Regions from separate parts of the Homo sapiens genome. Here region 1 is linked to region 2. A link is an interaction called in ENCODE POLR2A ChIA-PET data of the cell type or tissue named here. Cell type or tissue: PC-9. All regions are shown on one strand. Each heading gives the region's core, and the rest is flanking DNA. Links, peaks and the distances in the headings are about the cores only. Region 1 overlaps CHURC1-FNTB (CHURC1-FNTB readthrough). Region 2 has its middle 5.1 kb from the start of MAX.

Region 1 (5,374 bases), core at 295-5,294, 150 kb after region 2:
TTTTGTATTTTAGTACAGAAGGGGTTTCACCATGTTGGCCAGGATGGTCTCCATCTCCTGACCTCGTGATCCGCCCACCTCGGCCTCCCAAAGTGCTGGGATTACGGGCATGAGCCACCACGCCCGGCCTAAAAGTGGGTTATTTTCTAATTGCTCTTCCCTGATTAAAATTTTCTCTTTGCCCATCTTTTCTCTAGATATGTACTGACTTCATTCATCCATTTATTCGTCTCACTTGCTCATTCATTTTTGCTTTCATTTACTCTACTTTGTTGAATAATATTTAGTGATCTACCTGCTGCCAGGCAGTGAGAGTCTGAAGTGAACAGGATGCTGCTTTGCCCTCTGGGAGCTTACAGTGTAGCTGGGAACCAGACATCCAAACAAGCAGAATATTATGCAAAAGAAATGTCAGGATGCTTTGGAATCACAGAGGAGTGAGAAATCCCTCCCGGGGAGGCTGGTGAAGGCTTTGAAGAGGAAGTGACATTTGAGTGGAGTCTTGAAGACTAGGCAGGATTCTCCAGGGGCCCTGGGTGTGGGGGAAGCACACATCCTCTTCCCTGTAGGAGGTGCTGTGGAGAACACCTCCAGTGGGGCTGCTACTCTTCAGCCTTGCTGGGGCCAGCTGGAGTGGCCACACCATGGTCACACCAGCTGAAGTTCAAGAAGCCCCTTGCCAGGAGATTGCTTTGCTGGCTCTGGGTGAGGGCAGGTGCATCTGGAAGCCCCCTTCTTTCTAAGATGTTTGCTCCTGAGTTTCTATGTCCTAGTCTTTTCTTCCCTGAACCTTTTGCTACCAGTCAGCACAGCCCTGCCTGAGAAGGAGGCTGGAGGAGTGAGTGGTCAGTAGCCTGGTGGGTCTTGGCTGCCTCTGTGGTGCCCGCTGGCCTAAGTAGCAGGCTTAGGGAGGCGAGACCCAGTTCCAGGGGCTGCCAATGGGGAGCGAGATGGGGTGGCTGGAGCACACTGCACATGTCACCAAGGCTCTAGGGAGGTCTGTGCACAAGGCAGTGGGAAAAGCAAGGGGAAGACCCAGCCTGGTCAACATGGTGAAACCCCGTCTCTACTAAAAATACAAAAATTAGCTGGGTGTGGTAGAGCACGCCTGTAGTCCCAGCTAACTTGGGAGCCTGAGGCAGGAGAATCACTTTAACACAGGAGGTGGAGGTTGCAGTGAGCCGAGATCGTACCACTGTACTCCAGCCTGGGTGACAGAGTGAGACCCTGTCTCAAAAAAAAAAAAAAAAAAAAAAAAAAAGTGGGGAAGGGGAACACTGATCCTGATTATCTACTCCATATACTTACTATGTACCTACTACCTACACAGGGACGGTGGGCTTTACGCATGCCATTTATTCAGTGTATAGAGATCTCAGCATCACATAGGAGCAGGGAGTTCTGAAGTTGGCCTTGCTGGCATTTGAGAAGTTTCTTGGTGTATTCTTCAGGTTCACGCCTCCAGACAAGTGTAAGTGCTATTGAATGCTGACTATGTTCCAGGAACTAAACCAGATGCTAGAAGACACGCAGTAAACAGTACAGATGCAGGTGCACATGTGAGGGTCCACACAAGACCTGAGAGAAGGGAGGGGTCTTGCTGCAGTTCCCCTTTTGTAACAAAGGAGAGAGTACTGTTGACCCTCTTCCTAGGAACTGTGAGTTTGACTGAAATGTGTCCTGCCACAGGATCTTTGCTGCTTCCTCTACCTGATTCTTTGGATCTCCCTGCTGGCACCTTCTTGTCATTTAGGTCTCAGCTCAAATGTTACCTCCTTTAAAATGTCTTCTCTGGCCAGCCAGTCTAAGGTTGCTTGTGCTTGGGGTCTCCTCACTCTCTACTTTATCCCGCAGTTGCTTCTTATCACATATGGCTCTCTGAAATTAGGTATTCATTACTTACATCTGTCTTCCCCACTAGAATTAAGCTCTGATGACAAGGATCTTTCTGTGCTGTTCATAGCTTATCTTCTAGTACCTGGCTTAGTTCCTGGCACATTGTAAGCATTCAATAACAGTTTGAATGAATGAATTAACAAATGAAGGAATGAATGAATGCATTTTCCTAGAGGACTTCTGTTCTTCCCTGAGGGAAGTTATAGGTCGTATTGGTTTCTTGGGACTGTTTTTTGTTTGTTTGTTTTGTTTTGTTTTTTGAGACAGAGTCTCACTGTATCCCCCAGGCTGGAGTGCAGTGGCACAATCTTGGCTCACTGCAACTTCCGCCTCCCAGGTTCAAGCGATTCTCATGCCTCAGCCTCCCGAGTAGCTGGGATTCCAGGAGCCTGCCACCACGACCAGCTAATTTTTGTATTTTTAGTAGAGACAAGGTTTCACCATGTTGGCCAGGCTGGTCTTGAACTCCTGACCTCAGGTGACCTGCCTGCCTCTGCCTCCCAAAGTGCTGGGATTACAGGCATGAGCCACCACGCCCGGCCTGTTTTTTTTTTTTTTTTAAGACAGAGTCTTGCACTGTCTCCCAGACTGGAGTGCAGTGGTGTGATCTCAGCTCATTGCAGCCTCAACCTCCTGGCCTCAGGTCCAGGTGATCCTCTTACCTCAGTCTTCTGAGTAACTGGGCCCACTGGTATATACCACCACACCTGGCTAATTTTTAAATTTTTTGCAGAGACATGGTCTCACTATGTTGCCCTGACTGATCTTGAACTCCTTGGGTTCAAGTGATCCTCACACCTTGGCTTCCCAAAGTGCTGGGTTTACAGGTGTGAGCCACCATGCCTGGGCTTGAGACTGTTAAGATGATGAGGCTGGAGGGAGTGGATGGCCTCACTGCTTGAGCCCTAGAGATTCCTTACTCCAGAGTGCCCTGGCTGCAGAGGTGGCCCTGGAGGGTCACTCCAGCAACCTGGCTGAGCTGATGGGCATCATCTGATACCAGCTCTGACCCTGAATAATAGGCAACATGGACCTTAGTCTAAAGCACTGACCCCTCATCTCTGCATATACCAAAGAAGATGAGATTTGGGTGAGGACACAGCCAAACCATATCAGCTCCCGGGATCCCTGTGTGAATGGGGTCTTTTTTGGTGTTTGAGGGCTGCACAGGGTGACCTCTTTAGAGGTGACCTCCTGCCACAACCCACAGGAGGTGCACATGGCCCACACATGCTGGTTTCCTGCAGTGGGAGGGGCTGGGGCACTCCTGGGACCTGTGCTTGGTAACTGGAGCTGGCCTGGCCCTGGGGATTGGGTGTCTGCCTTGGGTTTCAGGTGTATTAGGTTGTTCCTCGTTGTGGAGTCTCATTACTAATGAAAAGTTCAGGTCGCACTGCTGGTCCTTTGGGCTGTGGTTGATCCTGGTGATAACATTTGGCACCCAGAGGCAGCCCTGTTTCCACTGAAGCATGCGGAGCTTGGCTGGCAGGCAGGCAAGCTGGCAGCTGCCCTTAACCCATGAGGTGCTGGCCCGCTAGTAGGCACACCCTACCTGTGCCAGAATTGAGGTTGTAGCCAGACTCCAGGAGCCATCTGGGCCCCACAGGGGGCGGCATTTCCTCTTTTTGTTGAAACATTCCAGCCAAGTGCTGGCTTGGGCTTCATCTCTCTGTCCCACTCTCCTTCCTCTCCCCAACATAAGCCTCCTTCTACATCCTAGAGCTCTTTCCATTCCCCCTCCTGCAGCTCTGGGCTCGCTAATCTCATGCTTCCCTAAGGGAGCTTGACGGCTGCTTCTGCTAACATTTAATAAAGTTCTGCGTGCCAGACCCTGTGTTATGGGTTTTACACCTTATCTCACAATCTTAAAAAAAAAATTCTCTGAGAATCCTCTGTCACCCCCACTTTACAGGTGAGGAAACTGAGGCAAAGATAGGCTAACTGGCTTCCCCAACACCATGCAGGTAATTAGTGATAAAGGCAGGGTTGGAACCAAACTTGACCTCCCAATTGTGCTCTTAATGGCCAGGACACTCTGTGTCTTGAGCCACACTTCCTCCATGTTTTCTAGGGCTTTCTAGGGAGGCAGACAGTGATGGGAAGGGGTGTTCTTTAGTGTGGATGTGCCCTGCCTGCTCCTTTCTGTAAGCGTCACAGCACCTCCACTGCTGTACTGGGGAGGCACCAAGTTTTTCCCTGTTTGCCCACCCAAGGCGAGCTAGCTTAGGAGTCACGTGAGTGCTGGGTGTCTCGCCTGCTGCATCCCTCTATCCTGCCCCTGCCCCCGGTGCCCAGAGGAGGGCCCTGCCTGTCTTCCCAGTTCTCCAACAGCAGCGCTGTCCCAGCACCCTCGGGCTCCAGTTGTGGCCTGGCAGCTGCTGGGGCAGACACCATACAGACAGAGTCACAGCAGGAAGAGGATGGGGCCCAGGGCTGCTGCCTCAGGCCATGGCTGCATGGCACCATCAGTTGATTGAGGAGCTTTTCTTGCCAATGTCTGAGGCATCAGGTGGCAGGACACGTCTCCCTGCTCTTAAGCCTCAGGCATGCAGCCCTTCTTATGCTCTCTGGGGTGAGGGGGAGATCCCCCTCATGGAATTGCTTTTTTTTTTTTTTTTTTTTTTTTGAGACAGGGTCCTGCTCTGTCACTCAGGCTGGAGTGCAGCCTCAACCTCCCAGACTCAAGTGATCCTCCTGCCTCAGCCTCCCGAGTAGCTGGGACCACAGGTGGACACCATCACACCTGGGTTTTTTTGTTTTTTGTTTTTTGTTTTCTAGAGATGGGGTCTCACTTTCTTGCTCAGTCTGGTCTCGAACTCCTGGGCGCAAGCAGTCCTCCCACCTCGTCTTCCCAAAGTGTTTGGATTACAGGTGTGAGCCACTGTGCTTGGCCTTTTTATTTATTTAGAATTTGTTTTGGAATTGCTTCTTTATGCCTGGCACTATGCTGGCACTATGTGGCAGAGATTTTAAAAACGAGCAAACAAAACAAATGCTTTGTCAACCACAAAATGTATTCTCTGCCCCTTAGGTTCTTTTTGTGTAGTTGAGGCTAGAAGACAAAAATAGGGGGCAGTAAGGAGCAGGGAGCGATGGTTTAGGAGGTCTTCCTTCCAGCCCCCTTGTTGAAGCATCTGGCTCACTAGCTTGGGGGAGCCATTAGGCAGCAGTGGCCAATCCTGAGGCACTCTCAGGTGTCACTAAGAAAAGGGGCATGTGCTCTATGGATACCCATGGGCTGAACTTGGAGTCTGGTCTGGACCCATGGCTGTGCTAGGATCCACCGTCCCCAGCCCCAACTGCAGTCAGCATGTTCATCATCCTTAGGCCTCTCCGCTTCTTTCTGCATGTTTGTCTGCCTCATGCCCTGCTCATTACCAACTGGTCAGTCCCCACTGCCCTGCCTGGAGTGAGCTGGTTTGATTGGCTTAGCTAAGCTCCCTTGCCTCTGCTGGCCAGGTCACCCTGTGGGTCACCA
Region 2 (5,374 bases), core at 295-5,294:
CCGCTCATAGTGAGAATTCAGGGACACTGCAGAGAGAAAAAGCAGAATTTCACTCCCAGGTTTCTGGTTTTGGTAACTGAGAGGATGGTGGCACCATCTTGGGAAAGAGGTGGAAAACCAGGTCAGGGAGGGGTGGGAGGATGCAAGAATTGTTTCAGGGTCAGACGTGGTGGCCCACGCCTGTAATTCCAGCACTTTGGGAGGCCGAGGTGGGAGGATTGCCTGAGTAGAGACCAGCCTGGGCCACATGGGCAAGACCCCATATCTTAAAAAAAAAAAAGTTGTTTTGAAGAGGTAAGTCTGAGGTGCTATCTCCTAACAGGAGATAGTTACTGCCTCAGAGGTAGTCTGAGATGATATCTCCTAACAGGAGATATCAAGTGCTATGGATGAATGGAGGGCTTCAAGGAAGGTCTGAGCTAGATGACCATCAACATATACATGACAGTGGACATGAACATCTAGAGGAAAGAACTGAACCCCAAATATCTCCAGCAACCAATCAGGTAGAAGAGTCAGCAAACGTGGCAGTGAGATAAGAGTAAAACCACTGAGTGCAAAGCCTTGTATACCTGAATAAAGACACCCCAGGATGCAGAGGGACTAACTTTGAGGAGCTTACAGTCAATCTAGTGCAGGAGAGAGACATGCAAACAGGAAGTCACAAAACAAAAATAGTCCTATGAGAAGGAACGCACCAGGTGCAATGGGAACAATACATGGGCACCTAATCCAGCCTTGGAGAATCCCGGAGGACTGCCAGGAAGAGGTGATGGATAAGCCCCAAGGATGAGAATAAAATGGAGATAAGTAGGAGGAGTTTGGGGGAGATAACACTCAAGGCAGAGAGCGCAGCACGTGGAAATTCCTGCAAGCAAAAGAAAACATGGTCCTTTGGGGGAAAGGCAAGAAATTCTACATGGCTGGAGTGTGGAGGATGAGAGAGCAGGAGCTGAAAGATGAGGTTGGCACAGGAGTCAAATCATGGAGGTCCTTAAGTGCCAGACTAAGGAGGCTAGGCTTATCCCCAGGTCACTGGGAGGGAGTGAAACATTTTATCGACTCAGTGAAGATACTTCATTCTGCACAGATCACTGTGGCTACTGGTGGAGAATGGCAGGTGGCATGGAGACTCACCAGGGGGCTGTGGCCCACGAGAGATGGCGGAGGCCTGAATGAGACAGGATCTGCAGTGGAAACAAGGGGTGTGAAAGGCCTGGGACATAGCAGGCTTGCTGAGTGACTAGATGAGGGATTGGTAGGTGAGGGAGGGATTTTGAGGTTGAAGAGGGCCAATAAATAGCATCCAGGTCTCCTACCCCGAATTTGGAACCAGTTCAGACAGAGACACAGTCAGACAGATGGAAACAAAAGTAGTAGCTTCATTATTGATAAGGCTTAATTGGAGAACAAGGTTCAGCCTGTGTGGCTTCCCTGACATTTCTTTTTTTATTATTTATTTTTATTATTTTATTTTATTTTATTTTTTGAGATGGAGTCTCGCTGTGTTGCCCAAGCTGGAGTGCAGTAGCACAATGTCAGCTCACTGCAAACTCGGCCTCCCGGATTCACGTCATTCTCCTGCCCCAGCCTTCCAAGTAGCTGGGACTACAGGCATGTGCCACTACGCCTGGCTAATTTTTGTATTTTTAGTAGAGACAGGGTTTCTCCATGTTGGTCAGTCTGGTCTCCAACTCCTGACCTCAGGTGATCCACCCAACTTGGCCTCCCAAAGTGCTGGGACTACAGGTGTGAGCCACTGCGCCCGGCCTTCTTTTTGTTTTTTCTTCTTTCTTGTTTTTTTTTTTGAGACAGTCTTGGTCTTGTCACCCAGGCTGGAGTGCAGCGGTGTGATCTTGGCTCACTGCACAACCTCTGCCTCCTGGGTTCAAGCAATTCTCCTGCCTTAGCCTCCCATGTAGCTGGGATTTCAGGCGCCCACCACCACACCCAGCTGATTTTTGTACTTTTAGTAGAGACGGGGTTTCGCCATATTGGCCAGGCTGGTCTCGAACTCCTAACCTCAGGTGATCTGCCCGGCTCGGCCTCCCAAAGTGCTGGGATTATAGGTGTGAGCCACTGCACCCGGCCTCTTTTTTTTTTTTCTAACCTTTTTTTTGTTTTAGTTTTGTCTTTGTTTTTGTTTTGAGGCAGGGTCTCACTATGTTGCCCAGGCTGGCCTTCAACTCCTAGGCTCAAACTATCCTCCTGCCTCAGCCAAGTAGCTGGGACTACAGGTGTATACCACTGTGCCCAGCCTCCTTAATATTTCTTGAATTAACTCTACCCACACAGTCATAGCAAAACTGGGCAAACATGAGCCCCCTCCCCAAGGACAGCCCCCCACAGAAGAGGGGAGCCTCTTCCCCAAGGACAGCTCCCTACAGCTCAGGGAGAGAGGGCTGAGCCACATGGGACCAGTTTCTCCTTGCAACTCACCAAGTTGATGATTCAGTCACTCACCCACCAATGGGAAATGAAGGAGAGGGCAGAGAGGCCAGAAGTATTCCTCCCATATTTTCCCTTTCCTGTAGAGTAGATTGGAAGTTCTCAGCCTTCTCTAAAAATGCGAGAAGAGGAGGAAAGGGTCCCTCACTGTGCTTAGAGATCTTCCATTTGGCCTTCTAGATCCAACCACTCTGGGCCATGGGTCTAAGTTCTTGTTCTTGGGATCTCTCCACACACACAGTCCCCCAACCCCCCAGTTCTGGTCACCACTCTGTCCCCTCTCCCCTGTAGGCCTCAGGGTGAGAACAGATTCCCAATGGTACTGTGCAATCCCTTGAAGTTTCTTTAGAGCCTGCCCACATATTTGCAAACAACCTCTTTATTAAAAACTCAAACAATCCTAATTTGAGTGTGTCAGCTGGTTCCTGTGGGAAACCTTGATAGTCACACTCCTTCCCCCAGATAAAGAGAAAGCAAGCACAACTGACATGGGAAATGATTAGGACTGTCTTCCTGTGGGTTATGGCTTGAGAAGTTTGCTGCTCAGGAAAGATAGTGGGCTTATTGAGATAGCAGTTGTCTTTTAATAGCTCTACTATTTTGGTGAGAATGATGCTACTCAGTTAAAAAAAAATCATTGAAAATCCCACCTCTCGGAAACAAACACTATTAAAATGTTTTCTCTTTGTGTGTGTGTGTGTGTGTGTGTGTGTGTGTGTGTGTGTGTGTGAAGATGAAGATCTCCTTATGTTGCCCAGGCTGATTTCTAAGTCCTGGCCTCAAGCAATCCTCCTACCTCAGCCTCCAAAGTGCTGGGATTATAGGCATGAGCTACTAAGCTCAACCAGCTATTAAAGTTTTTGATTAATACTATTCTACATATTTCTCTACACATATATGCTCCTACAGATATACTCGATTTTACATGAATGAGTCACACTCTAAATGCTGTATCAAAACCTGCTTTTGGCACACATGTTCTCAGGATCTCTTGAGGGCTGTGTCACAGGAAATAAAAAAAGAAAGAAAAAAAAGAAAACCTTGCTTTCTCTCACTCATCCATAAGCCTTGTGTTTTGAGTTTCCTGTGGAATAATTCAAGTAAATGTGTCCAGAAGTAAATTGCATATAACAATCTAGAATTAAAAAGAGAGGTGTGGTCTTGGGGTCACCATCAGAGAGCTGGTCACCAAAGCCTCAGGAGGTAGAGGGTCCTAGCAGGCAGAGGGTGGAAGACAGAGAGGCAAGTGCCAACCAAAAGGTCCCTGGAACGCAAACAGTGATGGTGGGAAGGAGAAAAGCACAGGAATTCTTGGCCTTCAAGAGAGGGGCGGCCAACAGCGTAGATGGCCAACATCAGGTCAAATAAGATAAAGGCTTTGGATTTGGCAACAAAGTGGTAGCTAGTGGCCTGGAAGAGTGATTTTAGTCAAGTGGTAGTGTGGGAGCCAAACTGTAAAAGAGCTAAAGAGATAATGGAAGGAATCCACCTGCTCACACCACCGCTACTCCACTCCCTCTTCATCACAGCTCTCAGACTCCAATGTGCATATGAATTACCTGGGCCTAATGTTATCATGTAGATCTGATTTAGTAGGTCTGGGTGGGGACTGAGGTTCTGTATTTCTTACCAGCTTCCTTGTGATGTGTTTGCAGTGCAGCCCCGATAAGCTCACCTGGGGTTTTACCAAAGACACTCAAGTGTGGATGAAAATGAATTCTTGCGGTCCTAGATGCACCTCAGAGAAACACTGAAAAGGAACACTAAGGAAACTTCTCATCTGCCTCGTTCTTTCCTGTGTGTATGTGCCTCACTCATGAAAATCCCTACATTTGGGTCATTTGAAAGTTTGCTTTTTTTTTTTTTGAGACTGAGTCTCACTCTATTGCCCAGGCTCACTGCAACCTCCACCTCCCAGGTTCAAGTGATTCTCCTGCCTCAGCCTCCCGAGTAGCTGGGATTAAAGGCGTGTGCCACCACACCTGGCTAATTTTTGTATTTTTGGTAGAGAAGGGATTTCCCCATGTTGGTCAGGCTGGTCTCGAATTCCTGATCTCAAATGATCCTCCCGCCTTGGCCTCCCAAAGTGCTAGGATTATAGGAGTGAGCCACTGTGCCCGGCCTAAAAGTTTCTTAAATCCCAAATGTATGAGACTTTTCTAGTTAACTTTTTGTTATTTTTCTACTTTAATTGCACTAGGTCCAAGAATACACTAATATTATAGTCCTTTAAAACTTGTTGAGATTTGGCTGGGCAGGGTGGCTCACACCTGTAATTCCAGCACTTTGGGAGGCCGAGACAGGCAGATCACCTGAGGTCAGGAGTTCGAGACCAGCCTGACCAACATGGAGACACTCCATCTCTACAGAAAATACAACGTTAGCCGGGCGTGGTGGCTCATGCCTGTAATCCCAGCTACTCGGGAGGCTGAGGCAGGAGAATTGCTTGAACCCGGGAGACGGAGGTTGTAGTGAACCGAGATCACGCCATTGCACTCCAGCCTGAGCAACAAGAGCGAAACTCCATCTCAAAAAAACAAAACAAAACAAAAAAAACCACTTGTTGAGATTTGCCTTATAGCTAAGTACATGGTCAATTTTTGTAAATGTTCCATGAGTGCTTGAAGACAACATATTCTACAACTGTTGGGTGCAGTGTTATGTCTATTAGGTCAAATTTCTTAATCAGGTTGACAGGTCTTCATATTCTATTGATTCCTAAAAGGAGATGTGTTAAAATCTCCAGTCTCCCTACCAGGAAAGCCTTTCCTCCTCACCTCAGTCCACGTTATTCACGATAAGCAAAATGTTACGTGGCCTTTGCAGACCCAGCCCTTACCCTAATGCAACTGACAACCTCAGAAGACTTCCCTGGTCACCAACACCTCCCCAACCCCACCTCATACCTGGCACTCCTTCTTCCTCC

The links. Peaks named below come from ENCODE experiments on the same cell type or tissue, not always from the same donor. Only the 100,000 strongest peaks of a DNase experiment are listed, where the experiment ranks them.
Region 1: POLR2A ChIA-PET joins it to region 2 with 11 read pairs; 6 of 35 experiments call an interaction of 5 or more read pairs at or near these places.

The regions. Positions count from the first base shown.
Region 1 is chr14:64,958,997-64,964,370 of GRCh38, reverse strand. The region is part of intron 3 of CHURC1-FNTB (CHURC1-FNTB readthrough); the gene reads right to left. The region is part of intron 1 of RAB15 (RAB15, member RAS oncogene family); the gene reads left to right. Among named protein-coding and RNA genes, the nearest start is that of RAB15, 11 kb to the left of the region's middle. RefSeq lists an enhancer at 3,742-4,260. In PC-9, for the core only: a CTCF peak has its summit at 3,516 (motif pointing right); a DNase peak (open chromatin) is centred at 3,290; H3K27ac peaks cover 1,553 bases.
Region 2 is chr14:65,104,971-65,110,344 of GRCh38, reverse strand. No RefSeq gene overlaps it. Among named protein-coding and RNA genes, the nearest start is that of MAX, 5.1 kb to the right of the region's middle. In PC-9, for the core only: no CTCF peak of the experiment used is centred there; no DNase peak of the experiment used is centred there.